Regions from separate parts of the Homo sapiens genome. Here region 2 is linked to region 1. A link is a loop called in an ENCODE intact Hi-C map of the cell type or tissue named here. Cell type or tissue: Calu3. All regions are shown on one strand. Links, peaks and the distances in the headings refer to the core of each region. The heading gives the core; the rest is flanking DNA. Region 1 has its middle 29 kb from the start of DCLK3. Region 2 overlaps TRANK1 (tetratricopeptide repeat and ankyrin repeat containing 1).

The links. Hi-C counts contacts between places; a loop is a spot of excess contacts. Peaks named below come from ENCODE experiments on the same cell type or tissue, not always from the same donor. Only the 100,000 strongest peaks of a DNase experiment are listed, where the experiment ranks them.
Region 2: it touches region 1 in a loop (4-fold over the local background); 20 of 110 quality-filtered maps call a loop at or near these places.

What each region holds. Positions count from the first base shown.
Region 1 is chr3:36,785,073-36,801,332 of GRCh38, reverse strand. No RefSeq gene overlaps it. Among named protein-coding and RNA genes, the nearest start is that of DCLK3, 29 kb to the right of the region's middle. In Calu3, for the core only: no CTCF peak of the experiment used is centred there; a DNase peak (open chromatin) is centred at 8,792.
Region 2 is chr3:36,864,341-36,880,211 of GRCh38, reverse strand. TRANK1 (tetratricopeptide repeat and ankyrin repeat containing 1) reads left to right here. Exons shown (of 24, transcript NM_001329998.2): 9 at 5,916-6,086; 10 at 15,732-15,871. It also overlaps the pseudogene CBX3P10. Among named protein-coding and RNA genes, the nearest start is that of LINC02033, 50 kb to the right of the region's middle. RefSeq lists enhancers at 3,434-3,603, 11,051-11,110 and a silencer at 14,341-14,516. In Calu3, for the core only: a CTCF peak has its summit at 11,139 (motif pointing right); a DNase peak (open chromatin) is centred at 11,171.

The DNA of each region.
Region 1 (16,260 bases), core at 5,519-13,518:
TCTTTCTGGGTCAACATGCCTTACCCCCAACCCTGACACACACATGCAAACTCCCATCTTGCTTGGCTCCATCTAATGGTTTTTGTATTTAATTATTCAGAGAGGGAAGATAAGTGATGGGAAGAGAAATAAAAGTGGAAAAGGAAACCCTCATTTGACTTTAAAGCAATTTTTAATTTTTGAAAAAGTAATATATGCACATGATAAAAATTCAAAATACTGCTCTGGCACTGTCTCTTTCATAATTGCCCTTGTTAATCATATTTAAATTTTTTTCCTATATTTTATGGTGCTTTGACATCTTGAGGGCCTTGCTAAATGGAGAGAGACTGCCCCTCCCAAGACTTGCTAATTCCTAGAGATGGCAAAAAACTTGTCTGTGAGCACACCTTTCATATGCAAACCAACCAGTCCAAGGCCCACATCCTCAGCACCTCATTTATCTAACTCTCATACACCAAGCCAATATTTCTCCCGTCTTAAATCACCTCTGGGCCAGGTACCATACAACTAGAGACTGCCCCTACAGCCCAGAACCCTGGAAATACTCATACTATCTAATCCTAAACTTGTTCGAGCTTGCCTGCCCTAGCTGCTCCCATTCCTTCACACAGGCATAACAGTAAAGCCTTGGGGCCACATTTTTCCCTTTTCTCCTCCTGTCTCCTGACTGATCCTGGTGCTTCCCCATATGGCCCTGCATGGCATGGTGTGACCTCGTCTTGTAGGAACCATAAAACTTCTTTCAATGACATTGACCTCTCCAGGTTATCACTTGGTCACTTTTATAAATTAAATCCCAGGTATAATCAAAACATGTCCTTCTCCCACTTTAACAAAGCTTACCTCTCACTCATCCTGTGTCTTGTTCTGCTGCATTGCCCTAAGGTGTAAAAATATTTAGGGCATCACTGGCAGAGACACAACAAAAAAAGAGAATTTTAGACCAATATCCCTGATGAACGTCGATGCAAAAATCCTCAATAAAATACTGGCAAACTGAATCCAGCAGCACATCAAAAAGCTTATCCACGACGATCAAGTCAGCTTCATCCCTGGGAAGCAACGCTGGTTCAACATATGCAAATCAATAAATGTAATCCAGCATATAAACAGAACCAAAGACAAAAATCACATGATTATCTCAATAGATACAGAAAAGGCCTTTGAAAAATTCAACAGCCATTCGTGCTAAAAACTCTCAATAAATTAGGTATTGATGGGTCGTATCTCAAAATAATAAGAGCTATTTATGACAAACCCACAGACAATATCATACTGAATGGGCAAAAACTGGAAGCATTCCCTTTGAAAACCAGCACAAGACAAGGATGCCCTCTCTCACTACTCCTATTCAATATAGTGTTGGAAGTTCTGGCCAGGGCAATCAGGCAGGAGAAAGAAATAAAGGGTATTCAATTAGGAAAAGAGGAAGTCAAATTGTCCCTGTTTGCAGATGACATGATTGTATATCTAGAAAACCCCTTCGTCTCAGCCCAAAATCTCCTTAAGCTGATAAGCAAATTCAGCAAAGTCTCAGGATACAAAATCAATGTGCAAAAATCACAAGCATTCTTATACACCAATAACAGACAACAGAGAGCCAAATCATGAGTGAACTCCCATTCACAATTGCTTCAAAGAGAATCAAATACCTAGGAATCCAACTTACAAGGGATGTGAAGGACCTCTTCAAGGAGAACTACAAACCATTGCTCAACGAAATAAAAGAGGACACAAACAAATGGAAGAACATTCCATGCTCATGGATAGGAAGAATCAATATTGTGAAAATGGCCATACTGCCCAAGGTAATTTATAGATTCATGCCATCCCCATCAAGCTACCAATGACTTTCTTCACAGAATTGGAAAAAACTACTTTAAAGTTCATATGGAACCAAAAAAGAGTCCACATTGCCAAGTCAATCCTAAGCCAGAAGAACAAAGCTGGAGGCATCATGCTACCTGATTTCAAACTATACTACAAGGCTACAGTAACCAAAACAGCATGGTGCTGGTACCAAAACAGAGATATAGACCAATGGAACAGAACAGAGCCCTCAGAAATAATACAACACATCTACAACTATCTGATCTTTGACAAACCTGACAAAAACAATAAATGGGGGAAGGATTCCCTATTTAACAAATGGTGCTGGGAAAACTGGCTAGCCATATGTAGAAAGCTGAAACTGGATCCCTTCCTTACACCTTATACAAAAATTAATTCAAGATGGATTAAAGACTTAAACGTTAGACCTAAAACCATAAAAACCCTAGAAGAAAACCTAGGCAATACCATTCAGGACATAGGCATGGGCAAGGACTTCATGTCTAAAACACCAAAAGCAATGGCAACAAAAGCCAAAATTGACAAATGGGATCTAATTAAACTAAAGAGCTTCTGCACAGCAAAAGAAACTGCCATCAGAGTGAACAGGCAACCTATAGAATGGGAGAAAATTTTTGCAATCTACTCATCTGACAAAGGGCTAACATCCAGAATCTACAAAGAACTCCAACAAATTTACAAGAAAAAAACAAACAACCCCATCAAAAAGTGGGCAAAGGATACGAACAGACACTTCTCAAAAGAAGACATTTATATAGCCAACAGACATATGAAAAAATGCTCATCATCACTGGCCATCAGAGAAATGCAAATCAAAACTACAATGAGATATCATCTCACACCAGTTAGAATGATGATCATTAAAAAGTCAGGAAACAACAGGTGCTGGAGAGGATGTGGAGAAATAGGAAGACTTTTACACTGTTGGTGGGACTGTAAACTAGTTCAACCATTGTGGAAGACAGTGTGGCGATTCCTCAGGGATCTAGAACTAGAAATACCATTTGACCCAGCCATCCCATTACTGGATATATACCCAAAGGAATATAAATCATGCTGCTATAAAGACACATGCACACGTATGTTTATTGCGGTACTGCTCACAATAGCAAAGACTTGGAACCCATCCAAATGTCCAACAATGATAGACTGGATTAAGAAAATGTGGCATATATACACCATGGAATACTATGCAGCCATAAAAAATGATGAGTTCATGTCCTTCGCAGGGACATGGATGAAGCTGGAAACCATCATTCTCAGCAAACTATTGCAAGGACAAAAAACCAAACACTGCATGTTCTCACTCATAAGTGGAAATTGAACAATGGGAACACTTGGAGGAAGGGGGACATCACACACCAGGGCCTGTTGTGGGGTGGAGGGAGGGGGGAGGGATAGCATTAGGAGATATACCTAATGTAAATGATGAGTTAATGGGTGCAGCACACCAACATGGCACATGTATACATGTGTAACAAACCTGCATGTTGTGCACATGTACCCTAGAACTTAAAGTATAATAAAAAAATATAAAAACAAAAATATGTTTAGGGCATCAAACAAAAGGTTAATTCGCCATTTCCCCTTGAATCTCATTAAGAGATGCATTCTCAATAAAAGTTTTATTTTTTAGTTTAATAATTGCTTATCAAAACTAATAGGACCATTTATGCAGTTTTAAACAACTGTGTCCATATAATGTAACTATCTAATATAATAAAATTGCAAAATAATATTATATTAACCATTAAATTACATATTAGATCACTAGTTACATATTACATGAATCATTAACATAATTAAATTTAAAAGACTGATTTCATATTATATATTTTTATTGCAGAAAACTATGATGGAATGATCAGTTAAAGGTTTCCTAGTATAAAGGTAGAATGGAATTCTCTGGGGATATGAGATGGAAGTATAAGTTCAAGGAGAAAAAGGAATGATATAATTTCCAATTGTTAACAAGACATTTGTTCATATATATATATTTTTAAATGTTGATGATGGGTCTTAAATTGCTTTGGTACTTACACTCTTTTGGATATTTAAAAGACCAATGTGATAGTTTTATTTTAAAAGTCAGTATCTATAATGCACTAAAAATGACATTCCTTACAGTAAAACCGACTCATGTTGAAAAATTTTAGATGACATTAAAAATGTATGAAGATGTATATAATTTTTCAAAATTCTTTTAGGGGTATATATGCAGAAAAGTTCAAAGGAGAGACAGAAACTTGTGCAGCACCAGGGATCTTAGCAGCAAGAATTCATGGACTATTTGAGGTATTAATATCAGATGATTCAGCTTCAACAAGCTTCAGGCATTGTGCTTTTCCAGTTAAGAGTCAAATACCCAGGAGAGAGAATCTGGTTGTCCAAGCATGAGTCATTTTCCCTGTTCTATGGTCATAAAGGCAAGGTCCTGTGACTGGCAATTCACAAGAACCAACTACAGTGGAGAAAGGTGGGTGTCCCTAGAGGAAGTGATGTTGGTGGACTAAAACAATATATCAATACTGTATGGGATTTCTAAGAAGATTCACTTTTTCCCTTCTCTCTCTCCACTTCCCAGGACCTGAGCAATTACATGACTTTGATAAGAGTATTTTTATCTTAATGGCCATAATGTATGACTCTCCCATCACTATGGTGAAAGGAAATGAGGATATTTAATAAAGTCTTTTTGACCCACAAAAGAAAATATAGAAGGAAAGAAAGAATATGGCTTAGAAAAATCTGTGGTTCATGCTGAATGTAATGCCTTCATCAATCATAAAACATGCAGGCATGTTCATGGGCCATTTTATAATTACCCGTGATAAAACCACTATTTAACTCATTCCAGGGAGGTTTTTTAAAAAAATTACTATTATTATTTTTAATTAAAGGAATGTAGTCCAAGCATGCTGTTTTCTTGGATCTAAATAATTACAGAGAAAGAGATGAGAAATATTTAGAGAAATGGAGAGCTAAGAAGTTCCTTGGGCCAGTTTTCTCAAACATCTGTTGTCTCAACTGTGCTTTTGACAAGCAAGTCTGAGAAGGCAATTGGAGAAAGAGTTTTCTGGCAAGTGCCTCAGAAGAGGCATTACATTTTAAGTAAAAAATATTTATGTTCAGGGTCCAAATGCTTTTACACACTTACTGAATCTGCCTGCTGGGATGCTTCTTATAAATCAGTAGTTTTCACTGAGGGCTTATTTGCTCCACGGAGGACTATGTCTGGAGACATTTTTGGTTGTCATAACTGGGAAGGCGTTACTGGAATCTTGTGGGTGGAGGCCAGCAATGCTGTTAAACATACTGCAATGCACAGGACAGCCTCCACAACAAAGAATTGTCCAGCTCAAATTGTCAATAGTGTTCAGGTTGAGAAAACCTTTTGATAGTCTTGGTTTTGAGTGACAGGGGGCAGTAAGATCAAGAGGAATCATCTATTAATTCTATTATATACATGTATCACTGGTTTTCCAAGTTAGTTTCTGTTGCAGGTTGGGTTCCATGAGAAACTGACTCTGAGATAGAGTTTAGCTTGCAGGATATTTATTAAGTAGAGGCCTGGGGATCAATGCTTATGAAAGGGAGAGGCAGAAAGCAGAAGTGAGCCAAAGGAAGGTCCAATGACAGCCATGGCTCTCTAACTAGAACGATGCTTCAAAGTTGTCCAAAGTTGGGTCAAGAAGTCCAGGCCTTTTATACCCTATCTTGATTAGTCATTGAATGTTGGCTATCCTGGGAAGAGTGTGACCTTGGTTGAGGGGACTCTGAAGCTGAAGCAATATCTGAAGGGGCTGAGGGCTCAGGACTATCCACTGACAGGCCCCCCCAGCAGTTGGGGCAACAAGTTATTCCCTGGAGGGGCTTCTGGGCAGGGCATCACAGTCTCCATCACAAAATATGGGGGTTTCAGGATCAGTAGGAAAGATAAGGAAGTAGAGGAATTGTGCAGGTGAGGGCAGGAACTGCTAACACTACCATCTCCTCTTTCAGGGAAGAATGAAATCAAAAGGCTCTTTTGGAAGCTGGGGCCGTTCTTGCTGGGTAGCAAAGAGAACAGCATTTCCAGGTGAGGAGCTCCCACATTCGCCCTCCCTCGTGGAACCGGAGCCTTGCTCACAAACTGTTGCAATGGTCACCTGCTTAAGGCACAGTAGATGTTTGAAAGATTAGGAACTGTCGCCTTCTGTGGGAAGGGTGGGGTTACTTGAATAAGGTAGCAGTTGGGTGCACCAAATTGAAAGACACTGAAGTGAATGAATATGGAAAGTGAGGATCCATTAGAAAAAGAGACTGAGTGAGGAAGGGAGGGAGGTTCATCCACAGTGGTCATTCCTCTTGAAAAGGCCAAAAACCCTTTCAGATGGAGCTCCTCCTTTGTTTCTCCCTCGAGTTTCTATTACTCTGAGGTTGTTCAGACCATTTGGTACAGAAACTTACATGTGTGTTGTGATGCTGTGGTTTGGTCTGGGTGGGGTTAGCAAAGTTGGATGGCTTAAGGAAGGATGGATAGAATCTGTCCTAGTCATATCCTCATGGCTGTGAGGATCTCAAGGGGAGTCACCAGTAATTATTAGCAACAATGGATGAAACCAGGAGCTGGTTGTGTTAGCAGATGCTGATGTGTGAGGGGCAGTAAGCCTGAATTTCCTAGTTGCCTCCTTAGGTGAGCAGGACTACTTTTGAGTCAGTAAGAGATGGGGAGACAAGCAGGGGGCACTCTGCTATTTCAAGTCACATGTAGAACCAATGACTTATCTTTGTAAAGCTGGGAATGGTTACAGGATATGTTGTACATGGAAACTATCAGTCTTAGGTGTAAGGGGAAAAAACTGAAAATAGGTGGTGTATGTTAACTGTTCAGATTAGTGTGTGAAGAGGGATTGAAATCTATGGTTCTAAAACCCAGCTGGACAGGCAAGAGGAGAATTCAGGTATTGGAGTGGGACTGTATAAAACTGGAAAGAGCCTTAGAGGTTGACTCCTTTTAGCCCTGCACCCTGACACACACACACACACACAAACACACACACACACACTTTACAGCTGAGAAACTGAGGCCAGAGAAGAAAGAGCTGAGCCAAAACTTTACACCCATTGTGGTAAATCAGATGATCATTCCCAACTGTTGGCTGCTGCTCTCCACTGGGTTTATAGCCACAGTGTCCCTCGCAGGTGCCCCTGTCTGTGGATGGATTATATTTCTGCTAAGGACGTCAGGGTTGGCCATTTTGACTTGCTTTGGCCAATACACTGTTCTATTTACCATATGTAAATATAAGCTCTAAGTGCATCAGAAGGCCCACCATTGCTCTTTCCCCTCTGCCATGAGACTGGTGTTCATCTCAGAGAGGGGCTGCACATTTAGCCTAGATCTCAGAATGAAGAAGACATGTGGGCCGGGTGCGGTGGCTCACACCTATAATCCCAGCACTTTGGGATGTTGAGGCGGGCAGATCAATTGAGGTCGGGAGTTTGAGACCAGCCTGGCCAACATGGTGAAATCTTGTCTCTACTAAAAATACAAAAATTAGCTGGGCATGGTGGCACATGCCTGTAATCTCAGCTACTCGGGAGGCTGAGGCAAGAGAATCACTTGAACCCAGGAAGTAGAGGTTGCAGTGAGCCAAGACTGCGCCACTACACTCCAGCCTGGACAACAGAGCTAGACTCCGTCTAAAAAAAAAAAAAAAAAAGACACATGGAGCAGATCTGTAGTTGACTCATGGCCCACATGTAATATGAACAAGTAACAATCCTTTGCTGATGTAAGCCACTGACATTTTGAGATTTTCTTTTATTTTTTAAAAAAATCACAGCATATAACTTAACCAATGCTGATTATTCCTAAGAGTGGGCTAGGCAGGCCAAAGACAGGATGGGGCCAAGGCAAAGGGCCTAGTTGAAAAGATGTCTCAGAAGAGACTAACTAAAGTTTGGTGAGGGAGAGTGTCTTTGCCATTATATAATACAAGAATAAAAAAGACAGCATCTACATCACCATTGCAGACATTGCTAATCAGCTATGGCACTTTTCCTACTGAGTGCTCCTGAGAAGGTTCAGAATCCTTCTCAGTAGCACCACATGTTAATCAGTGTTTCAAGCAAGATTGAATCCATTTGCTAAGAGCACAGACTTTGAGGCCAGTGCTCTGATTTCACATTCAGGCTTCACTGCACACTCTTGTGTGAGCTATGTGAGTTGAGTGAGTTACTTAGCCTCTCTGTGCTTCCTTCTTTGTAAAATGGGAATCGTGCTAGTGTGTACTTCCTAGGGTTGTTGTGAGGATTAAGTGAGTTAGATATATAGAGTACTTACAACAATGCCTGGCACATAGCGAGTACTGAATGATGACGATGTTGATGAAATTAGAGAAGAAGAAACTGAGACCTAGTCATTAGTGGAGCCTAGCCTGGCTGTCGCTCATATGTACCTCCCCATTCCCAGCCTGCCTTATTAACAAGGGGTGCTGGGCAGAACCAAGACAGTGATGGAGAGGTGTTCCCCATGCTATGGGAGATCACCGCTGAGGAAGATTAATATGGTCAGGGACTGATATGTAGGCCTGAATGCTGTGAAATCACTAAACCATGTCAGAAAGTGACATTAAGAAAGGACCCTGCTGCTTCCTTTGCTTCAACATCTTCCCTTTCTAGGAGCCATCTTTTTAGATTGAAGTATCCTGATCAATATAGTCGTTTGCTGTTTAATAATAGAAGTGCATCTCCATTATCCTCATCCCCTAGGATCCCTAGGCCCCTTATAGGTCTCTTGCTTCCTGGGGACTGACACCGGCCCTGTTGCTTGGCTGGCGGGGTGGGGGTGGTGGTGCTCAGGGTCTGCCTATCACTCCCCCTCCCTTGAGCTATGGGTATCCCTATGGGTACCAAGGCATCCGTAGCCTGGGGAGATGCCTCTTGGTCAGCAGGTCTTGAGCTCCCCCTGTGGGAGAAGAAGATTCCCAGGCTGATCTAGAAGGGCCCCTCTACAAATCAATGCAGATGGTGCAGGGAACTGAGCCTGCAGGCGAGTTATTTCTTAAGCTTTCCAGGTTTTAGTTTGGAAACTGTTGTCTGGATCCAGGTGGGAGCCATCTCCCTTCCTCCTCTGGCTATGCCCTGGATCTGCCCTCTTCTGCCTCCCTCCATTTTTGCTCTTACTTCTCTTTTTTAAAGTGTGCTCTGGAAAAAGACTATAATTGTCTCATCCACACTGCAATGTAAGTATATTCATTCAAGGAGTGTTTATTGAATGTATTCCATACCCTGGCTAAATCCTGGGGACACAGATGCTCTAGAATGTAAGGACCATGCAGTACAGTTCTCCTTGGACTGATCTAGTTCTTCCTCCTTTCTCACTTGCAGTTCTCAAGAATAACTGGCATGTGCTGGAAATATAACATCTTGAAATAAGGAGGAAGTGGCCAGAATACTCTGGGCTCTGATCTTGTCCCTCCTAGAACAAGGTGTCCTTCAATGCCTTAGCCCAGCATATCATGTTGTTCCCAGGGTATAAAACCCAGGAGGACTGCTTTCCCGGCCCTTCAGCTGTTGGGCAAGTGGGGCACGTGAAGACAGGATTCCATCCACTCAGGACAGCTTTTCTGAGCCTTGGGAACTGACTTGCTATGAATTCTAGGCTTTTACTCTTTCTTGCTGTCTATCTGTGAGTAAAAACGTTGCTTCACTTAACTTGCATGAGTGTTCTGTCTCACTGGACTCAAGCAAGTAGTAGAAATTGCAGCCCAAGATGCAGTGGGCTAAAGTGGTAACCAGTGCACAGTGAGCCAGCTTTGCAGTCCATGGAGGCAGAGATATTCACTGTTCTGTTCACTGATGACTCCTAAGGGGCTAGATCAGTGCCAGCCATATAGAAGGAGGTCTATAAGTATTTGTTAAATGAAAAGACATAAAAGAACTATGGGAAACAGATATACAAAGAGCTAACTGTTGCAAGGGAGCAACAACTATTTGGGCTGGTGGAGCGGGGGTAAAAAAATTTACCAAGACAGTTGTGGATAAAGAACGGCAGATTTGTGAGAGACAGTAGAAAATACTTTGTTGTGATGAGGCAATGGGCAGAATCAGCAGAAGAGGAGTGGACTGCCAGGAAACAAAAGCTTGCTGGGGATTTTCTAGAAGAGTGTTTATGCTGTGTGCTGAAGAGGGCTTTGTGCAGTACCGATGATGCCAAGGTTGCAATGGATAATTTGCAGGTGCCTGGTGGCAAGTTGTGTGCAGGAGGGCTGCATATCCAGGACATTGAAGAAAGGCAGACTTGCCCCTTATCTGCTTTCTCTTTCCTGCTTTCCCCTGCTCCCTCTAGCCTGCTCCCTTTTCCCTTTCCCTTTCCCCTGCTCCCTTTTCCCTAATTAGGACTCTGCACTAACTGCCACACTGTGGCAAATACACAGACGTTGTAAGGATTGGGGATTATGGAATTCTGGCTGCCTAGTAGGAGGTGTTAGGAAGGGCTTCACGAGGAGGAGATGATTAGGTTGAATCTTAACGAATGAGTCAGAGTGGAGCTGGGCACAGTGCTATGCACCTGCAGTCCCAGCTACTTGAGAGACTGGGATGGGAGGATAACTTGAGCACAGGAGTTTGAATCCAGCCTCGGCAACATAGTGAGATCCTGTCTCTTAAAAAAAATGAGTCAGAGTGACTTGTGAGAAGTCTGAGGCGAACGGGAAGAGCATTCCTTATCGAGGACCATATAAGCAAAGGCCCACAAGTGAGCAATTCATAGGCTATGGGGGCTAAGGAAGAGGGAGGCATCAAAACTGACTCCCAAATTTTTGATTTAGGCAATTGAGTTGATATTGGTTCCATTCACTGAGCCAGGGAGCACTGGAGAAGAAGCATGTTAGATTTGAGATGCTTGTGTGACAACTAGATGGAGACCCTATGGGTGATAAGCTGAAGGATGAGTATCCAGCTTGGGGGAAGGGATGGGATGCAGGTAAGGGCATGAGAAGGTGGCCTGAGGAGCATGACTGCGGGATAGAGCCATGGAGCAAGCAGCACTTAAAGGATGGACAAGGAAATAAATTCTGTGAAGGAGGTGAAGAAAGAATGGCTAGAAAGGCAGGTACCTACAAATGTCAAGGGTATGGAGGGATTTTAGGAGGTGAGAGGGGTCACCTGTGCCAAATGTAGGAGTGTATGAGGCACAGTGATTGGAACATTCCCACTGGGTTCAACAGTTAGAAGGTCTTGAAACACTTAGCAGGAATTGTTTTAGCAGAAGAGCAGAAGCCATTGGGTTGAAGAGTAACTTGGAGTAGAGAAGGTGGCCCTGAGCAGTGTCAACAACTCCTTTCAAAGGACTGATGAAAAGCTGGCAACAGCTAATCCTTCTCACCATCCTGGACAAATTAACATTTTGATAAGGGCAAAACTTGTTTTACTTTAAGTTCATGGAGTGCAGGTCCTGTAATAAAGCATGAAGTGTCAGTGTGTCTGTGGGAGGTGAGTTTTCTACAGGGTGAGGAGGAGGGACTTGATTCCAGTGCAGTGGTTCTCACAGTGTCTAAGTGCTGAACCAGTAGCATCAACATCACCTGGAAACTTGGTGTAAATGCCAAGCCTCAGCCTCATCCTGAGGAATTCTGCATCAGAACTCTGGGGGAGACCTAGGAATCTGTTTTTATAAACCCTCCTGATGATTCTGATGTACACCAAAATTTGAGAACTGCTGGTCTGGAACCCTCTTTGAGAATCACTCTTCTAAGTATTTTATTGGATTTATACATTATTGGGTAAGAATTGGCAGCTTTGCCATGTTAAGTTACCCTAGCGATGAAGATTGCGTAGCTCTCCTTTTAGATACTTCTTTTATGTTCTTCATAGCAGTGTAAAATTTTCTCTGCAGGTAACGTGGTCATTCCTTGTTGTTAACTCTGACTCTTGAGTGTTTCTGTTGCTAGTATGAATGGTATTTTATCCCCTACAAGATTATCTGATTGATTTTTGCTTATGTAAAGAAATGGGGCTATTTTGAATTTACCATACAGAGAAGTGAACATAAGAGGACAACTCAGTGAAGTTCCACAAACTGAGCACTTCCTGTAACCAGCACCCCAGATCAAGAATCAGAACGTGACAAGCACCTAGAATCCACCTTTTTGCCTTCTGTTAGTCACAATGTCCCCAAGGGTAAATACTACCATGACTTCTAACTTATGTTTCTTTTGCCTGTTTTTGTTCTTTATATAAATGTAATCATATGGTGTAAAATAGTTTGCATCTGACTTATTTTGCTCAATATTGTGTTTTTTCTTTAATTTGTAATGGGCAAAAGTTATGTATATTTCTGATGTACAACATGATGTTTTGATATATGTACACATTGTGGAATGGCTAAATCATCTCCATTCAGCCTGTGTCCTGCCCTTTTGATTTCCCTGGTGGGAATCAGATAAGAGCCCATTGTATCTCCCTAATTTTAGGATAGTCAGCTTTCTGAAGTCCTCTTTCTTGTCTTGAAGCAAAGTAAAAATTGCAATTCACCTTTACCTCCAGGAGCCAGATATGAGTTTCAAAACCACTCTCTAAGACATACTCCTCAATCATACTGTTTATAAATTGAAGTAGGTGAGGACTTACAAAGGTCATGTGTTCCACTGTGGGATATCTACTTTGAAAGGGGTGGTCTGTCCCTCAATTCCATTTCATAGCTTGGGCACTCATTCCCAACTTCCATTTTAACATGCTGACATATAACATTACTTCAACTAATCCTAAAACTCTGCAATAAAGATATTTTCATCTCCATTTGATGAGGAGACTTCCTGAGCCAGAGGCTAGGAAGCTAGGAGTTCAAATTACTTTCCCAAGGCCACCAGGTTGGTGAGCACCAGTGCTAGGATTCCAGCCCAGGCCTGTCTGACTCCAAATTCTGTGTTGAATCCATAATAATACAAAATAAATGTTGCAGGTTGGGTTCTCTAGAAGCAGATGCTGAGACAGAATGCAGGGCTCATGGTGTTTATTAGGAGTCAAAATATGTAAAGGGAAGGGACAGGAAACAAGATTGGGAAGACAGAGAAGTCAAACTGCAATGCAGGCTAGGCACAGTGCTCATGCTTGTAAGCCCAGCACTTTGGGAGGCCTAGACAGGCAGATTGCTTGAGCCCAGAAGTTCAACACCAGCTTGGGCAACATGGTGAAACCCCATCACTAGTAGTCTCAGCTACTCTGGAGGCTGAGGTGGGAGGATCACCTGAGCCCAGGAAGTTGAGCCTGCAGTGAGCTGAGATTACGCCACTGCACTCCAGATGGGAGTGAGACCCCATTTCAACAAAACAAAACAAAAAAATTACAATGCAGGCCTGACAAGGCCTTGCCCTACATGGCAGGGTGTTCTGGAGCAAGAAGAGCTATCTCCACATGTGCTGAAATGCCTGGGCCTTACTGCCCCCACCTCACTCAGTCTCTGATGTGGGCTGCCCCCAGAAGGGCATGACTTCCACCAAGGTGGCTTTCTGCAGTTGAGCCTGATCCTGAAGGAACTGGCAGCTGGAGGCAACAAATCCTGCATTGGTGGGGGCTCTGGGTGACTCATCTCTATGCCTGAAGCACCATGAAGATTTGAGACTTCTCCTGGACCTGACTATTCCCTTCCCAGTGAGAGGCAGCACCAGTTCTGAGTAGGGCAGAGGGCAGAGGGCAAAAGGCAGATGGCAGGATATTATGGGAGCTATGTCTGTAACAGTCATCAACTGGGAGACGGTGAGGGGAGAGGTCCATTCTGAGGAGCCTGTGGTGGGCTCTATGAGGGGGTTGTGGTGTCTGAGAAGTGGGCAGCCTCTGTGGAAGGAAAAGTGGAAGCAAGATGCAGGGGTGGGTGTGGGCAGGGTCAAGAAGAGTCTCTCTTTGAAAGAAGAAGCAGCCTCAGGAACCCAAGCTGAGGGAGGAGCCTCCAGCACTTGGCTGTGGTAACCCTCTATGGGAGTGGCCTCTTTTTTATTAAGCCATCTTTTAGCTGACATGTGAAGAGTGAGCAAATGCTGGCTGGATGAGGAACTGGGAAAGAGCATTTGAGGCATATGGTGCAGCATGGCAAAGTCTCTGAGGCTCAGAAGAACTTAACCAGGTCTTAGAATGAGGCTATAGTTATCAGATCAGAGCAAGTGTAGGAGAAAAGGCCAAGAGGTACACAGTAGACCAAATCATGCAGAGGCTCGTAGGCTGTGGGGAATTTTGCATTTCACTCGAAGAGCAAGGAAAGCCATTGCTCTGCTGATCTGAAGCAGGGGAGAGCCCTAGAAGAAAAGTCCAGGAGTGTACAATCAACATACAGACTTAGGCTTCTTTCAACAAAGGACATGTTTGTTTTTTCTCAATTCTGAAAAGTGAGTAGGAGTTAGACAGATGGGGGTAGAGCAGGCATGTGAGAATGTTCTAGGCCAGGGGTTGGCAAGGCTTTTCTATAATGGGCCAGATAGCAAATATTTTCATTCTGTGAACCATATGATCTCTGTGGCTGTTATAGCACCAAAGCAACTGTAGACAATATAGAAGTGAATGGACATGGCTGGATTCCAGTAAAACTTTACTTACAGAAACAAATGGCAGGCAGGATTGGCAGAAATGCCCTGTGGGCCATAGTTTGCCAGCTGCTGTTTTAGGCCAGGGGACAGCAGGTACAAAGGCCCTGAGATGGGAAGGAATGAGGTATATTTAGGGAACTGATTCATGGACAATGTGGCTGGAGTTATTAAGCAAGGGGGTTAGCAGCTCAGAAGAAGTATGGAGTTAAGGGCAGGTGCTAGATGATTTTACAGTCTTGTAGCCCATGTTAATGATTTTGTATTTTACCTTAATGGGAAGTCATTGAGTAATTTAAACACTTTCAATTTAGCTATAAACATATACAGAAAAATGCACATATGATAAGTGCATAGTTTACTGAATTTCCACAAACTGAATATCCACATAAACAGCACCCAGACCAAGAAACGGAATATTATCAGAAGCCAAGAAGGACTCACTTTGTACCCCCTGCCAGTCCACACCCGTCCAGTAAGCACTATTTTGACTTTGCACAACATATATTTGTTTGCCTGTTTTTCTATTTTATGTATATGGAATTATCTGTTATCTGGCCTCTTTCACTCAAAGTAATGTCTATGAAATTTGTCTGTAGTAGTTGTAGATTGTCCATTCTCATGATATGAATACACAATTGGGTTGTGAATAAGCATTTGGGATGTTCTCAGTTGTGGGCTGTTATGAATTGTGCTGCTCTGAACATTTATGAACATGTCTTGATAAATATGCATTTCTGTTGGATGAATATGCTTAATGGTATAATTGCAGGGTCACAGGATGGTTGTATATGCAGCTTTAGCAGATATTATAGAATCATTTTCCAAAATGATGATACCATTTCACATTCTCACTAACAAGGTATGAGAGTTCCAATCTCTTCTCACACTCACCTACACTTGATATTCTGCACTGAAAAATTTTAATTTTTTAGCTATTCTGGTTGTTTTGTAGAGATATATCACTGGGGTTTTAATTTTCATTTTCCTAATGAGTGAACAGGGGAGCATCTTTTCAAAATTTTATTGGCCATTGTAGACTTTTCCAAGAGCATAAAATGATCACATCTGCATTCTAAGTAATCCTCTCTGGCTTTTGGTGTGGAATATCTATTTGTGGATGCAGCAGGAATCCAAACAGGGATTTGAGTTAGGAGATTGTGGCAGTGGTCAAGACCAAATGTGATGATAGCTTGGACTAGGGCAGAGGTAGTTGAGTTGGAAAGATGTAGATGAATTTGAAGGCCGTTTTGGAGGTAAAATTGTCAGGACCTGAAGGTGGATTAGATGCAGGGACTGAGAGAGAAGAAGGTATAAAAATTGTGGCTGCAAAATTTCTGGTTAACACACCATTTCTTCCTATTCTGAATTTTAGGTTTGAGATCATTTCATATATTTTCTTTAGGGTTTTTTGGTTACTTTCAAAAGCCTGGAGAAGAAAATTTTAATTGGAAAAAAGAAACACATCGAATATGGTAATTGAATATGACCTTTTTATTATTCATTTTTATTTGACATTTCTTTCTTATTCTCTCAGGTTTCTGAATTCTTGTTCCAGATGGCTCAGAAATGAAATAATCATAAGAACCTAGGTAAGTATTATATTGGTTGTGAGAAAATTCTCAGAAGCATAGGGCCCTTTAGAGACTGCTGGTCTGGCTGGTGAGGTAAAGAGTTTTGAGACATTTTTTATGACCTGCTCTTTCTGTGGCTTATTTCCATGCAGCTTCTGGGAAGGATGCAAATCTTGTGGAAATCAAAAGAGTCACCCAGGATCTTAACTAGACCCATGCTCAGAAAGCCCTCCCCAGAACTGGCAGGGACTGAGATGGATTCCTCTGAAAGA
Region 2 (15,871 bases), core at 7,872-15,871, 77 kb before region 1:
AACTTGGCATTCTCGTCCAGAAGATGATGTAATTGTTCACATTGTTTTATATATATATATATTTATGTTTATATATATTTATATGTTTATATATATTTATATATGTTTATATATATTTATATATGTTTATATATATTTGCATGTTTACATATATTTGTATGTTTACATATATTTGCATGTTTACATATATTTGCATGTTTACATATATTTGCATGTTTACATATATTTGCATGTTTACATATATTTGCATGTTTACATATATTTGCATGTTTACATATATTTGCATGTTTACATATATTTGCATGTTTACATATATTTGCATGTTTACATATATTTGTATGTTTACATATATTTGTATATTTACATATATTTGTATATTTACATATATTTGTATATTTACATATATTTGTATATTTATATATTTACATATTTATATATATTTATATATATTTATATATATTTATATATTTGTATATTTATATATATTTATATATTTATATATTTATATTTATATTTATATATTTATATATTTATATATTTATATATATTTATATATTTATATATATTTGTATATTTATATATATTTATATATATTTGTATATTTATATATATTTATATATTTGTATATTTATATATATTTATATATTTATATATTTATATAGATATATTTATACAAAATCTGGGTCTTGGTTTTTTATTTGCTAGTGTGAAGAAATAACTACATTCTAATGAAAATCAAGTTTGATATGTTCATTTTGAAATGGTATTGGGAGAGTTGTTGGGTTTGTTGTTTTTTTTCATCAGTAGAACTGGTTACTTTGAACAAAGAAACAAAAGCTCTCTGTAGTTGCTTCCTTTATCAGTAAAGAGCATTCAATACCATGGTATATTATTTCCTCTGCAGTAGGGAACAGATTTTCTAAATGTTGGGGAAAATTCTCATAGTCATTAATCATAACTTGGCTTCTCATAAGCCTAAGGATCATTCTGGTTGTTTTGTTTTTGTGTATGTATATATAAAATGCATATGTAAATAGTTTTCTTTCTTTTTTTTTTTAAACAATTGCCAAAACCAAAGTCCCAGGTAAGCCCATGTTTCTAATATGCCATCATTCTGAGCAATGTAAGAGATAAATCACTTCCAGATAAATTGAAAATTTTCCTGAAGCCATGTGTATCAAGTGAAATAAATGATTCTAATTAATCAGACAATTTAAATTGATATTTTAAAAGCATTTATATATAAAAATGCAATGGTTTGTTAGCAAAATTCCTTAAAGAAAAATTTTATTGTTGCCAACAACCCAGCAGCCTCCCTATCCAGATGAGGAAACTAGGAAAATCCTAGTACGTTTTAATTAAACAAGACAGTTAAATGGGCATTTAAAAAGATTTCTTTTAGTGAGCCATTTCTTTTCTTTCTTTTTTTTTTTTTTGAACTTTCATTTTAGGTTCGGGGGGGGTACTTTTGCAGGTTTATTATATAGGTAAACTGCATGTCATAGGGGTTTTGTGTGAAGATCATTTCATCACCTGGGTAATACGTATAGTACCTGATAAGTGTTTTTTCTGATCCTCTCCCTCCTTACACCCTCCATCCTCAAGTAGGCCCTAGTGTCTGTTGTTTCCCTCCTGGTGTCCAAGTATTCTAGCTGTGTAGCCCTCACTTACAGGTAAGAACATGTAAGTTGAAATCCCTGTTGCTACATTGACCTAAAGGTCATGATTCATGGACTATCTAAGACGTTGCTCACGGAAACTAATCAGATGGTTAGAGATGTTGGTAGTTTAGGACCTGCAGCTGTAAATGAGTGAACCAAGTCTTGTAATCTAAAGCAGTGGTCCCCAACCTTTTTGGCACCAGGGACTGGTTTTGTGCAAGACGATTTTTCCACAGATGGTGGGGTATAGTTGGGGGTGGGAGAAGAGGATGGTTTTGGGCTGAAACTGTTCCACCTGAGATTGCCAGGCATTAGTTAGATTCTCAAGAGTGGCAACATAGACCCTAGATCCCTCACATGCGTAGTTCACAACAGGGTTGCACTCCTATAAGAATCTAATGCTGCTGCTTATCTGACAGGAGGCGGAGCTCAGGCAGTGATGCTCGCTGTCCTCTGCACACCTCCTACTGTGAGGCCCGCTTCCTAACAGGCCACAGACCAGCACCTGGGGGGTTGGGGACCCCTGATCTAAACTATTGACTCGCATGTTTTTTCTTTACCTCAACTTATTCCTTACATGTAGGCTTAGTCTTTTCAGTATTTGTTTTACTGGTTCAGCAGAAGCCAGGAAAAACAACTTTGTATTAATCAGAATGTTATCCAACTGTATATTGTTTATTATTTAAAATACTGGTGAACGATGGTCAATAAATAGTTTTGTATTCCTTTAAAAAATTCAGACACTTTCAAAGAATGTGATAAAAAGTAAATCTCTTTCTACAAAATCAACTACTAAAACTTTTTTTGTCAGTCTTGCTAGTAATGTATATGTATAATGCCAGTTTTTTCCCTTTTAAATATAAATGTAGGTACACTGTACATTCTGTTCAGCAACTTGCTTTCTTCACTGAACAATGTATCTTAGTCATCTTTCCCTAATAGTATCTGCATGGCAGTTTCATTTTTTTAACAACTCATACTAATAGATGGTTAAATGTATTTTAGTTCATTTTGCAATTGAAAACAAGGCTTGGAGACCATTCTTTTACATACATGTTTGTGAATCAGTGGGGTTGCATCTATAGGATGATTTCCTTGTTAAGAAATTTCTTGTTTGAAGGAACTGTACATGTTATTTATTTGGATACATTTTAATTTTATTTAAATTTTAAATATATTAAAAAATCAAAAGGTACAAAATGTATACATCAAGAGTCTATTCTACTCTGTCCATTAGGCAGCAAGGAATGAGTGTTACTAATATCTTACATTTTTTTCTGCAAATATTTTATGATGTACAAGTAAAAGCGTATATGTTTAAGATGTGCTAGCTTATTGGTATGCATTTGGATTTTGAAAGCTATTGCTAACTTAAACCCCAGAAATGTTGCCTGAACACTGGGTTTATTATCTCCTTCTTAAGTATTGTTTGGTACATAGAGAATCAAGAACTTTCCAGATTATTTAAGTTGGCCTAAATTTTAAACCCATTTGAAAAAATTGCAGTGTCAGTTGGGCCTTAGAAATCTTCAGCTTTGTTTGTAATTTGGTGGGTGCTTGTTGTTACAATGGTCTCATTGGCTCTGGTACATAGAGATTTCAGAGGCTCAGGAACTCACCAGAGCTGGGCAGCAGCAGAACCCGTCTAGATATGGTTAGCTCCTGAAATTGAAGGAGTGAGGTTGGATCATTACATCTGTCTTGGTTAGAAGCTACACTCAAACTGGTTTAGGCAGGAAAGAGAATTTATTGTCTCATGCGACTGAAGACTCCAGAGTTTGGTTCAGGTGCTTGCTTCAAAGCTGTCTTCATGAGTCTGTCTTGCCTTTTACTCCGTTGTGTGAAGAAATAACTATGTTCTAATGAAAATCAAGTTTGATATGTTCATTTTGAAAGTGGTGTTGGGAGAGTTGTTAGGTTTGTTTGTTTTCATCTGTAGCGGTTTGTGGTTATTTCTTCTTTCTGTTAGTTTCGTTTTCAGACAGGCTGTCTTTCAGTTAAGGCCACCAGAACCTTCAGGCTTACTTTCTGCCAATTTGTCAATCTCAGTCAAAGAGGATACCTCCTCCCAATAGCTCCTAGTGTGTCTTAGTGACCTGACTTTGGTCACATGTCCTCCCTATGAACCAATCAGTCACTAGAGCCAGAAGAATGGAATGATCTGATTGGCAAGGCCCTGGCCAGGATTTAGCCTCTGGAAGAGGGTATGGGACAGAGCTAGAAGAACAGAATGATTTGAATGGCCAGATCCTGGTTAAGTGTTAGCCCCTGGACCTGGGCGTTGGTGAAATGGTAGAGAATGTGGTTGTCACAGGGGTGTGTGTCAGTCGGTCTGGTGTTCACACCATCAAATCTGGTAAGGCTGAGAGAGAGGAGGTGCTGTCTCAAAGGAAAACTGGGTGGTTCTCAGAAAAAGGGAGAATGGATACTGACCAGACAAAAAAATAAGTCTTATTTGTTGGTGGTTTTCAAATTTTGCTTCCTTATCCCCCCTTAAAGAATTTTGAAAACCTGTGTACCTCTCTGCATGTATTTAAGTTGACATCTGGAATTTTGTATAATTTTGTACACATGGATATTTTAAAATAAAACTGTTATTTCACTTCTTTACTTGTATTTAATAGAATGGAAATGACGTCCTCCCAACATTTCTGTGATTGTAAGGCTCTAAGCGTTACTTTTTTTCTGGATTGAATTATTCCTAATTATCAATATGGAGCTTATCAAAACAACATAAATATAGTGAAATTTCTATAATTGTTAAACATAAAAATAAAATTCTGGGGGGAAGTAGGTAGGGGATGGATTATGTAGTGCCTTTTAAAAGACGTTTTGCAGGTATCAGTTAGTTTTAATTGTCCTTTGGGTTGATACCCTGGAGGTTAGGAGTTTTTACCCCCTTTGGGGCAGTATACTATAGTTATGCTGTGTCACCATACACTTAGTGGCTTGAAACAACACCCATTTATTATACGTCAGTAGAGTGACATGATGTGACTGAGTTTTCTGCTCAGTGTCTTGCAAGGCTGAAGGTGTTGGCTTTGGCTATGTTCTCATCTGGAGTTCTGGGCCTGCTTTTAAGCTCACATGGTTGTGGAAGAATCCAGTTCTTTGCCATTGTTGGATTGAGATCCCAGTTTCTCTGCCGGTTATTAGCCAGAGGCTGCTCTTGACTTCTGCAGGCCACACACATTCCTTGTCCTGCCTCTTGTATCTTCAAAACCAGCAGAGGAGAATTTCTTGTGCATCAAATCCCTCTCATACTCTGAATCTCTGACCTCTAGAACTTTGACTGTTAGGACTCATGTGATTAGGTCAGGCCTCTCTGGATAATCTCCCTATATTAAGATAAACTGATTTGGGACCTTTGTTTCATTTGCAAAATTTCATCACAGCAGCACCTAGGCTAGTATTTGATTGAATAACTGGGAAAAAGTGTGGATGCACAGCAGGTCAGAAATCTTGGGGGCTTAGAATTCTGCCTACCACAGTGAGATTCTCGATGGGTGGGAAATATGACTTAATTCTTTTTTTTTTTTTTTGGTAAAGTGGGAGAAGTGCAGTTGCCTTCTCAGGAGGTGAATTTTAGGAAAGCTTACATATGGAATTTGGAGATTAGGCATTGAGTCATTTAACTCTCTGTGCCCATTTAAGTCTTTGTGTACCCCCAGGGATATACCTGTTTCATTCCGCAAACAGTTGCATCTGTGACCACAGACATACGTTGATGCTTGGCAAATGGATACATCAGAGCAGCAAATGGAGTTGGCATCCAGGGAGTTGGGGCTAGGAGGGTGGTAACAGTGACAACAAAACAGCCCCTGATGCCAAAGCAATCACCGCTTTCATGTCCTGTCTCCAGGCAGACTTTTCTCCTGGAAGAATATTTTGTTTCCTCTCTAGGGAATAAAGAAATCTGAAGTCACAGCTTGATGTTATCCTTACAGCTGTAACTGTTGCTTAGTAACCAGATTCCCCCTCTCCTTGCTTGTTACCAAGGAGAGGGGAGAAAGGTAGAGAGGAGCGCACTTCTGAACCTCTTGAAAGCTATTGTCCTTCCCACTCCACAAAGAACTCCTTGCTTCAGGGAGTTGAGTGGACTACCTGAGGCTAGCAGTGCAGGCTCCACAAACAGAAGACCCTAGTCCTCTTGCCCTGGGCTGCTTGGGAGGAGACTGAGAAGAAGAGCACTCATGGGGACATCTTATGGAAGGAACCATGACAAACACCCCTTCTCATTTTGGCCTGCCCTAGGACAAACAGAGGATGTGCAGATGCTCCTGCGCTTTGGGGCAGATCCCACTTTGCTGGATCGACAGTCTCGGTCTGTTGTGGATGTCCTGAAGAGGAATAAGAACTTCAAAGCCATCGAGAAAATCAACAGTCACTTAGAAAAGCTAGCTACGTGTTCTAAGGACCTATCAGGTACAGCTTCCAGTGTATTAACTTTTGGGGGGCATAAAACTGGTTCTGTGACATTAGATACAAATCAGTTTATCTCTTTTTGGTATATATATATATACACACACATATATATATGGAAGTGAGACCTACCAATCTTTGGAAAACTTGTTTGCTTTTTTTTTTTTTTTTTAAAGGTAGAATGAGATAGCTCTTATTTAGAGAGATGCTATGACATTCTGGGAACTTTTTCAAGTCCACCTTTTGACAGTGTGGGTGATTTTTTTTTTTTCCCATGCATGTACACAGCAAAAAAAGGAAAAAAATTAGACAGAATATGAGATAACAAAATCAAGTCTATTCCTTAGAAACAATTATGGCCAACAATTTAAAATACACGTACATCTCTATTTCTTGGTTTATCAATTTTGGACAGCATCTGCTGACAAGACCACGTAAAAGATGAAGTGCTTGGCTGTGTCAGTCCTATTTGTTGGGTTTTGTTTAGTAATGCTACGTGTATCATTTATATTCTATTTCTTAACTCTAAGTTTTTCATGCTGCATCTACAGATTGATTCTAAAAATTGCAAATTAGTGAATGACATTTGCATGGTAGTATAATTATGTAAATGTTACTCTTTCTACAACTAGTAACATGGGCAGACCTATAGAAAGGAATCGCCAAATGTCCTGAAAACTTTGCTCTTTAAATGTGATACTCTTTAAGCATCTCAGTTTAATGAAACATGTATATATTTTTATACTTCTTGTAGTTTTTGCACTCATACATGACTCCTATGGCTACTGTTATCCACATAGATTTCCTCCTTGATATGTTGGAGTACTTGGTCAAGTAAGTTTTTCATGGAGGAGGCATAGATAGTAGACTTACAGAATTTTTGAAAATGTCTTTCTTTTACCCTCATATTGATGGATAATTTGTCTGAATATAGGCATTGTATTTCTTCAATAGTAAGTTACACTCCCCCCTGCCTCCCAGCAATTTTAACATCTTTGAAATGGGAATGTGTTTTATAATCAGTGACATGTCATAGTTTAATGGCAGTCTTTTCTGGTATGTTCATCGATATCTATGGTATCTTAGTTTTATGAAATGTACTGTAAAACCTTGTTCCTCACAATGTATAAATTATTTCATTATCTTCTAGCTCCCATTGCTACTGACAGAAGTCTGATGTCAGTCTCATTTTTTCCCCCTCTAGAATTTTCTCTGTCCTCGGAGTCCTGCAATTTCCCTAGTATGTATCTAGATATGGGTCCTTCCTCATTCTTCTGGCTTGGCACGTGTTGGCCCCTTGCATTCTGTTTTCTTAGCTCAGGGGAATTATCCTCTATTATTTTGTTCCCATCCAAGTCTCTTTTCTCTTTGCCACTGCTATTAAATGGATGAGCTTCTTGAATTTATAATATATGTCTCTGTACCTTTCCCTACTAGTCTCTATCTCCTTTTCTCTTCCCAGATCTTTAAATTCATCTAAAACTTCTCCTTTTATAATTTATCTTGTCCATTGCTGCATTTTTTAATTTGGAAAATTATAGTTTTAATTTCTAGAACTCTTTTGATTGTTTCTTATCTATAGCAGCTTATTCATGTTTTATATTTGCCACATCTTCTTGAATTGCATTTAAAAAAGCAAATACTTTTTTTTTAAAAAAAGTTTCTCCTTTCTTCTCTGAATTATTAATGTTACTTTTGGGGTTAGTTGACTCATTTTCTTTTTTTTTGAGACGAAGTCTCGCTCTGTTGCCCAGACTGGGGTGCAGTGATGCGATCTCAGCTCATTGCAACCTCCCATCTCCCAGGTTCAAGTGATTCTCCTGCCTCAGCCTCCCAAGTCATTGGGATTACAGGCATGTACCACCACACTCGGCTACTTTTTGTAGTTTTAGTAGAGACTGGATTTCATCATGTTGGCCAGGCTGATCTCGAACTCCTGACTTCAAGTGATCTACCTGCCTTGGCCTCCCAAAGTGCTGGGATTATAGGCATGAGCCACCATGCCCAGCCTGACTCACTTCTTGCTTCTCTTTTGTGCTATTCCTTTTCCCTAATTATCTTCTGATCTTTGGATGGTTTGTATGTATGACTGAAGGACTAGATTGATTAATACTTAATAGTTGGTAAGCATTTATTTCCTGCAGTTATTTAAATGTGCTTCCCTAGAAACACTCCCTCTCTTGAATGTGCAAGTGGGCAGCAAATTGCAGGCAACCTGTAGAGGGCATGTGTTGGGGTGGGAGATAGTCTGTCAGGCTGCAGATTATTGCAATTGCCAGAGTGAGAAAAGTTTTATGTGAGGGAGATTGAAGCTGCTTTTTAAACACTTCTCCCTTGACTCCATTTCCCCATTTATGTTTTAATTTTTATTTATTTATTTTAAAGATGTCATTTCTATGAGACTGTGAGAACAAGGAGAGAGGGGTAGAGCCCTCTTTTTATTTTTTTCCTTTTCATGGGTGTTCTTTTAAAGCTTTGACATATGATGTTTAGTTTTTAAATGACCTCATGTTTTTAGGAATACTAATTTCTTCGTGAGGTTGTATAATGAGTAGGTCATTGTGGAATGCTTTTTGAGAGCTTGTGCATATCATCTCAGTTTCAGAATGGTTTCCATGATTTGAGAAACTCCAAGTAGCCAAACAGGTCAGTGAATTTTCAGGCTTTAAAATAATGGCAAAAGAAGAACCACTGGTTAGTGGTAGAGAATGGCTGACTTGTTTGATATATATATTTTTAAGAGACGGGGTTTCACTCTTGTCACCCAGGCTGGAGTGCAGTGGCACGATCTTGGCTCACTGCAACCTCCGCCTCCCCGGTTCAAGCGTTTCTCCTGCCTCAGCCTCCTGAGTAGCTGGGATTACAGGCGTGCACCACCACACCCAGCTAATTTTTGTATTATTAGTAGGGACGGGGTTTCAGCGTGTTGGCCAGGCTGGTCTTGATCTGCTGACCTCAGGTGATCGCCCACCTTCGCCTCCCAAAGTGCTGGGATTACAGATGTGAGCCACTGCACTCAGCCTGCAAATTTTATATTTTATTAATTTTAATCTCAGTTCTTAGAATACTGTGCATGTTCTATTTAGTGTTAAAGTCTTTGGCCTAAGTCATTCATGTTGGTTTAGTTTTTAAGGTTTTAGGTTTTTTTTTTTTTTTTTTTTTTTTTAGTTTCCTTGTATAATACAATCCTTGAATATCTGTTAATCCTAAAAATGCCTTGTCTTCTGAGGCAAGGTTCTTGCTCTCGCTTCTCTTCTCTTTCCTTCACCAGTTAAATGTGACCTGGGTTTGGAACCAAGAGAAGAGACTCAGTAGAATCTCAGTGTGTCCCCTTTTCACTCATTAGAATTCACCTGTACTTGCTTGGCAGAAAAGCATGCATGAGAGGACTGTGCATCGTTCCAAGCTTGCCATTTGGCTTACCAGGTAGCCTGTGATGGTAGTGGATGCAGTCAAGCCTAAAGCCTTCCGTACTCAATGGTAAACTTGTTGGACGTTTGATTTCTGTAAAGTTTTCCAGGCCACTGGTCACAAAGATTTTCTTGCCATGCTAGAGGAATATTGAAAGACTATAGAGAAACATGAGTGAAAGGAACTAGTAAAAAAAAATCTGTAAAGAGGAGAAGTTAATCAGGAAGGGCTGGCAAGGTGGAGTTGTATATTTCCCAAAGTATTCTAGGCAGTGGAACTCTCTCTCTCTCTCTCTCTTTTTTTTTTTTTTGAAACAGAGTTTTGCCCTTGTTGCCGAGGCTGGAGTGCAATGGCAGAATCTCTGCTCACTGCAACCTCCATCTCCCGGGTCCAAGCGATTCTCCTGCCTCAGCCTCCCACGTAGCTGGGATTACAGGCATGCATCACCATGCCCGGCTAATTTTGTATTTTTTGTAGAGATGGGGTTTCACTCTGTTGGTCAGACTGGTCTTCAAATCCTGACCTCAGGTGATCCACTCCCTTCAGCCTCCTAAAGTGCTGTGATTATAGGCGTGAGCCACCACTCCTGGCGCAGCAGTAGAACTTGTGGAAAAGCCTAAATAAAGCCTATGTGAACTCTATAGGTGATGATCTTTGAATGAAATTATATATTGAATATCACTGTTCCTTTATACATCCAGAGAGTTGTATAGAGTTACATGCATACATTTTGTTTCTAAGATTTTACTGATGGCACAAAGTTTAAAACCTAAGGTGGGGCTGGGGGATCTTTCTAGACTAGGTCCATGAAGTATAATTTTCCTAGATGATGGAAATGTCCTACACCTATTCTGTCTGATATGATAGCCACTCGTCACATGTGACTGTTGAGCAGTTGAAATGTGTGTGGCTCATGCATCTGAAGAACCAGAAATTTCATTTTATTTAATTAACTGTAATTTTATGTAAGTTAGTGGCCATGTATGGGATAATGTAGCTTTAGACTTTAGCTCCCAGAAGGTGTTTCTATCCAGAAAGTAGTTGAAGAGACTGGGAGAATCAAAGGAGGAGGCCCAGGGCCATGGGAATGAAGGAGGATCTACTTTGTTTTTATGGACCTTAATCCTTCCCCATCCTAATCCATTAAAGGGACAGATGGAAGCATTGTCTTTAGGAAGAGCTGCCGCTAGGGAGCTGTATCTGTGCCTAACATTTGTTTTTTGCATCTATGGTCCTGAGCACAATAACATTAGGATTTGAGTTGTTTTACATCCAGATGAATGAACATTCCAATTTACAGACCATGATGAAAGATACTTTCTCCCTTGACTCTTCCTCAAGTTTGCTGTACCCCATTTTGCTGATAACAGTGGTCCTTATCTCTTAGGATGGGGCTGCTTTTGGCATCTAGGTGAGAAATAAAGGGTCTTGCTAAAGATTTCTGCTGTTCTCTAAACCAGTGTTTCTCCATCTTAACATGTACATGAATTATTTGGGAGCCTGCTAAAATGCATGTTTTGATTCAGCAGGTTCAGGGCAGGACCTGAGATTCTGTATTTCTCACTAGCTGCCAGGGCAAGCCAGGGACCACTTTGAGGAGCAAGGCTTTAGTCCTAAATAGTCAAGATTACAGAATGGTCTTTATCCAGTTTTCATAGCCACCACCAGATGGCAGCATGTCCACTTTCTCTACCTGATGTTGCTGCTCAGCTCTTTCCTTGGGACCAAGAAGCGCAAGATTGGAGCCTTTGTTTTTCTCACAGTTGTTTGTGATCTTCTCTCTGATTTACTAGTTCTTGGCCTTTTCGAGTCAGCTTACATCAGGCCTCTGAATCCTTATCTTTCTGGTCCTCCAGTGGGGAGCCAGCTGCTTTCTGCTGTGCTCAGCACCAGGACAGTGCCTGTTTTCAGTATATGCAGGCATAGGGTATTGACTTAAAGGATGTCTGTCATACTTCTTCCTTTTTATAAAACCAATCTTTTTATATACTTAGAAAATTTATGAAATGTAGAAAAGAAACTATTAATTATCTGTAATTGTACCTGCCAGAAAAAAATTAATGTGTTTGTGATTTGGTCATTTAGTCTTATTCCATGCATTTTTAGTTATATATTTATATTTTCTTTTATAAAATGTGATGAGAATGTAAATTTAAATTGATAAAAATGTATGTAATAAAACCTAACACTTTTGCTTTTTAAACCTTATAAAAAGATTTTGGACAAAAATGAAATCTCCTTTTGAAATAATTTATTTCTATTTTCTATTACTTCTGACTATGGTTGCAACTTCAGAAGAGCTTTTTAATTTTTAATTTCAAATCTGTGTATATACACAGTAAGTCATCACTTAACATTATTAACAGGTTCTTGGAAACTGACTTTAAGCAAAATGATGTATAACAAAACCAGTTTTACGGTAGGTTAATTGATAACAAACAAGAGTTAAGTTCCTAAGGCATAGTTTTGGTCACAAAAACATCACCAGACTTCTAAATAAAGATCTAATATTAAACATGGAAATAAATGTGAGCTATATATACATTTAAGAAAGGTTAATAAAAACAAGTAAGATAATTATTTACCGAGTTATTCCAGTTCAGTGTTGAAGGTGGCCAGTTTATTCCGGCAGCTTAGGGAGCCAAGTGGGAGCCAGCCCTCCACAGGATTCCATTCAATTGCAGGGCTCACTCACACACATCCGCACTCACTCAGACTGGGACAACTGAGACATGTGAGTTCACCTATCGTACACATCTTTGGGGTGTGGGAGGAAACCTGAGTACTTAGAGAAAATCCATGCAAAGATGGGAAGAACGTGCAAACTCCACACAGTGTCCCCGGTGGGGACCAAATTTGTTTTCTCATCGATGTTATAATGAAATTCTGTTGAAAGGAATGTTATTTGAGGACCTGCTATATTTGCTAAATGTGATCATTGTTGAAAATTTGTAAAAGTATAGTTTTATATAAAAGCAAATTTATTGTAATTGCATGTTAGCACATTTTTATTCAGTCTTTTGTTGTTCAGTACTTACGTAGTCATCTTTTAAAAAACTCTTGATTATAATGCATAAGCAACTTTGTTTCCTGATGTTTCTTTTGACTCTTTAAGCTTATAGGAAATTTAGAAACAAAATCAGAAAAGATCAGTGAAGTAAACAAGTCACCCACAGCCCTCCTGCCAAGGGATACCATTTGTCAGTATTTAGCAACTTTCCATCTGTATCATTCTCTGATTTCTTTCCTGATGTTTGAATCTTTCGCTCATCTATAACTGCCTTCTTAACAAGTCTGAACCATGTAATCATGTATTTATTATGCAGCTGCATCTAATTGTGTCTTTTGTTGAGCTTAGTATGTTTCTGTTCATTTTCATGTGAGTTTTTTACTAAACTTACTTTCCTGGGGGAAGAATGATGTTTTTGCAAAGATTCTATCAGGCAGACAAGCAGCAAGTTTCCATCAGCTTGATAGTGAAGGAAGTTTCTCTTTTACCAAAGGTCCTATTTTTTTTTTTGTACTGTGAGTTTTCATCCTTTTTTGTTTGTCTTCATAGGTATTTTAGGATGAAGATGGGAGGGGAAAGTCCAGGGATGCTAGCCAGATATTGCTTTACTACACATAATTTCAGTCTCAGTGAGCTTCCAGCCAGGGTGATGTGGGTCTTTCTTTGCCAAATGATTATCATTTTCTGTTCTCTGGAGGATGATGCTATAGTGGATCTTCCTTCTGCCTGGCACCTGAACGTCTCTTGATTAGAGTGGGCAATGAGTGTTTGCCCCGGAAGTGGATGTGTGTATGTTTCTGGTGTTCTGGCTTGATTTATTGAAGTGTGATTTAGATGTGTGTCAGAAGGGGTGGCAGATGTTGGAGAGCTCTGTCTGGATTCCCCTGGATCCCTTTCACCATTTCTGAGTACCCCCTGACATTGGTGTGTGTGCAGTTTGAAAAGTCAGCACCCAAGGCTTGTTTTCAAGGGAGTGTCTTTGGACTTATAGCGGCTGTTTTGCTCTTGCTTCTTTTTAAACCAGAAATGTCTGGGAATTTATATTGTCCAAAGGCAGCCTGCAGCTAGTGACTGATAGATGCGAGAATATGAAAGCTCATTTCCTTTGCCTTGCACAGGGACCACTCTGAAGTGTGACTCACACTCCAGAGCCTTCCTGTGGGATCAGGCTGAGACCACCCTCTGTGGGACTTTGCCTGAGTGCATACCTGGGTTTGGCTTCCCCTCTCACCCTTACTCTGCTTCCCCCACTCACCTACTGGTCTTCCTCCTTAATAAACTACTTGTGGACAAATCTGGTGTCTGCTGCCAGGGAACCTGACTGAAGCATGCTTTTAATTTTTTTCCTGTTTTCAAATAGGCTGTCTCTTTTAAAGTATTCCCACTCTGGTAGAACATGACATTGAACATTCATTCATTTCTTCACAACCATGATAGTGCTACTCTGGGCCAGGCTCTTTTCACTTGGTGTGAAAATAAATGTCCAGTTCTGCTCTCTTATCTGTTCAGTAAGATTCCATTTTAATTAACAATACTTTTTGATACCTAATAAAAAAAATTTGTCATTTTTTCCAACACTTCATCGGTGACTCTTTCTTTCTTTCTTTCTTTCTTTCTTTCTTTCTTTCTTTCTTTCTTTCTTTCTTTCTTTCTTTTTCTTTCTGTCTGTCTCTCTCTCTCTTTCTTTCTGTCTGTCTCTCTCTCTTTCTCTTTCTTTCTTTCTCTCTCTCTCTGTCTCTGTCTCTCTCTGTCTCTCTCTCTCTCTCTTTTTTTTCTTTTGAGACAGGGTCTTGCTCTGTTGCCCAGGCTGGAGTGCAGTGGTGTAATCATTACTCATTGCCGCCTCAACCTCCTGGGCTCAAGCAATCCTCCTGCCTCAGCCTCCTGAGTAGCTGGGACCACAGGCATGTGCCATTACACCTGGCTAATTTTTGTATTTTATTTGTATATATGAATATGTCTATATATATGTATGTGTGTGTGTACATGTGTATGTTTTGTAGAGACTGGGTTTTGCCATGTTGCTCAGGCTGGTCTTGAACTCCTGAGCTCAAGCAATCCACCCGTTTCAGCCTCCCAAACTGCTGGGATTACAGGAGTGAGCCACCGCACCCAGCCAGTGGGTGTTTTCTCATCATGACTACTTTATCAAATAACTTGAATGAAAAAGATATTGCCTTCCCTTCCTTGGCCAGAGAGATGGCTCCTTACTTGGCCTTTTCCACTTGCAAATAAGACATAAAAGTTTGGGTGGCTGACATGTAGTTGGATGTTGCCATCGTGCTAAGCCATCTTTCTGCTGTCACTCCCTGAATTGTTATATCAGTTATTTATTACTGCATAACAAAATACTCCAATTTTCGTGGCTTAAAACAAGAAGCATGCTGGGTGTGATGGCTCACGCCTGTAATCCCAGCACTTTGGGAGGCTGAGGCGAGTGGATTATGAAGTCAGGAGTTCAAGACCAGCCTGGCCAATATAGTGAAACCCCGTCTCTACTAAAATTACAAAAATTAGCCAGGCGCGGTGGCAAGTGCCTGTAATCCCAGCTACTCGGGAGGCAGAGGCAGGAGAATTGCTTGAACCTTGGCGGCAGAGGTTGCAGTGAGTGGAGATCATGCCACTGCACTCCAGCCTGGGCGATAGAGTAAGACTCCGTCTCAAAAAAAAAAAAAAAAAAAAACCAAAAAAACAAAAAAACCCCCAAAAACCAACAAGCATTTATTTGGCTCCTGATCCTACAGGTCAGCAATTTAGTCTGGGCTGTTCTTATGGCCTTAATTGAACTTACTCAAGGGTCTGCAGTCTTTGCTGATGTTGGCTGGTTTCTTTCACATCTATAGGGTCTCAGTTTGGACAACTAGGCCAATTCCTTCCTGTTCTATGTTGTCTCTTATCTCTCAGTAGGCTAGCCTGACTTGTTTACATGATGAAGGCCACAGCCTCAAGAAAGTCAGCAGAAGTATACAAGGCTTCTTGAGGCCCAGGCTTAGAAAGGGCACAAAAATCACATCTACTGCATTCTATTTGTCATAGCAAGTCATGAAGCTAGTCCAGAATCAGGGGAGGGTGGAGGGGAAAGAGGCTCCACTTCTTGATGAGAGGAGCAGCAAGTCACACTGCACAGCATGTGAGTATGTGGAGGGTTGGAGAATTGTGGTTATTTTTGCAATCTGTAACAGCTGCAATTTCTGTATTCAGAAGCATTACCTGGTGCTGTTTTGTAGGATTCAGCAATGGTGATGGACCCACTAGTGAAAACGACATTTTCAGGAAGGTCTTGGAGCAGCTGGTGAAGTATATGAACTCAGGAAACCGGTTATTGCATAAAAACTTTCTGAAGCAGGAAGTAGTTCAGAGGTTCTTG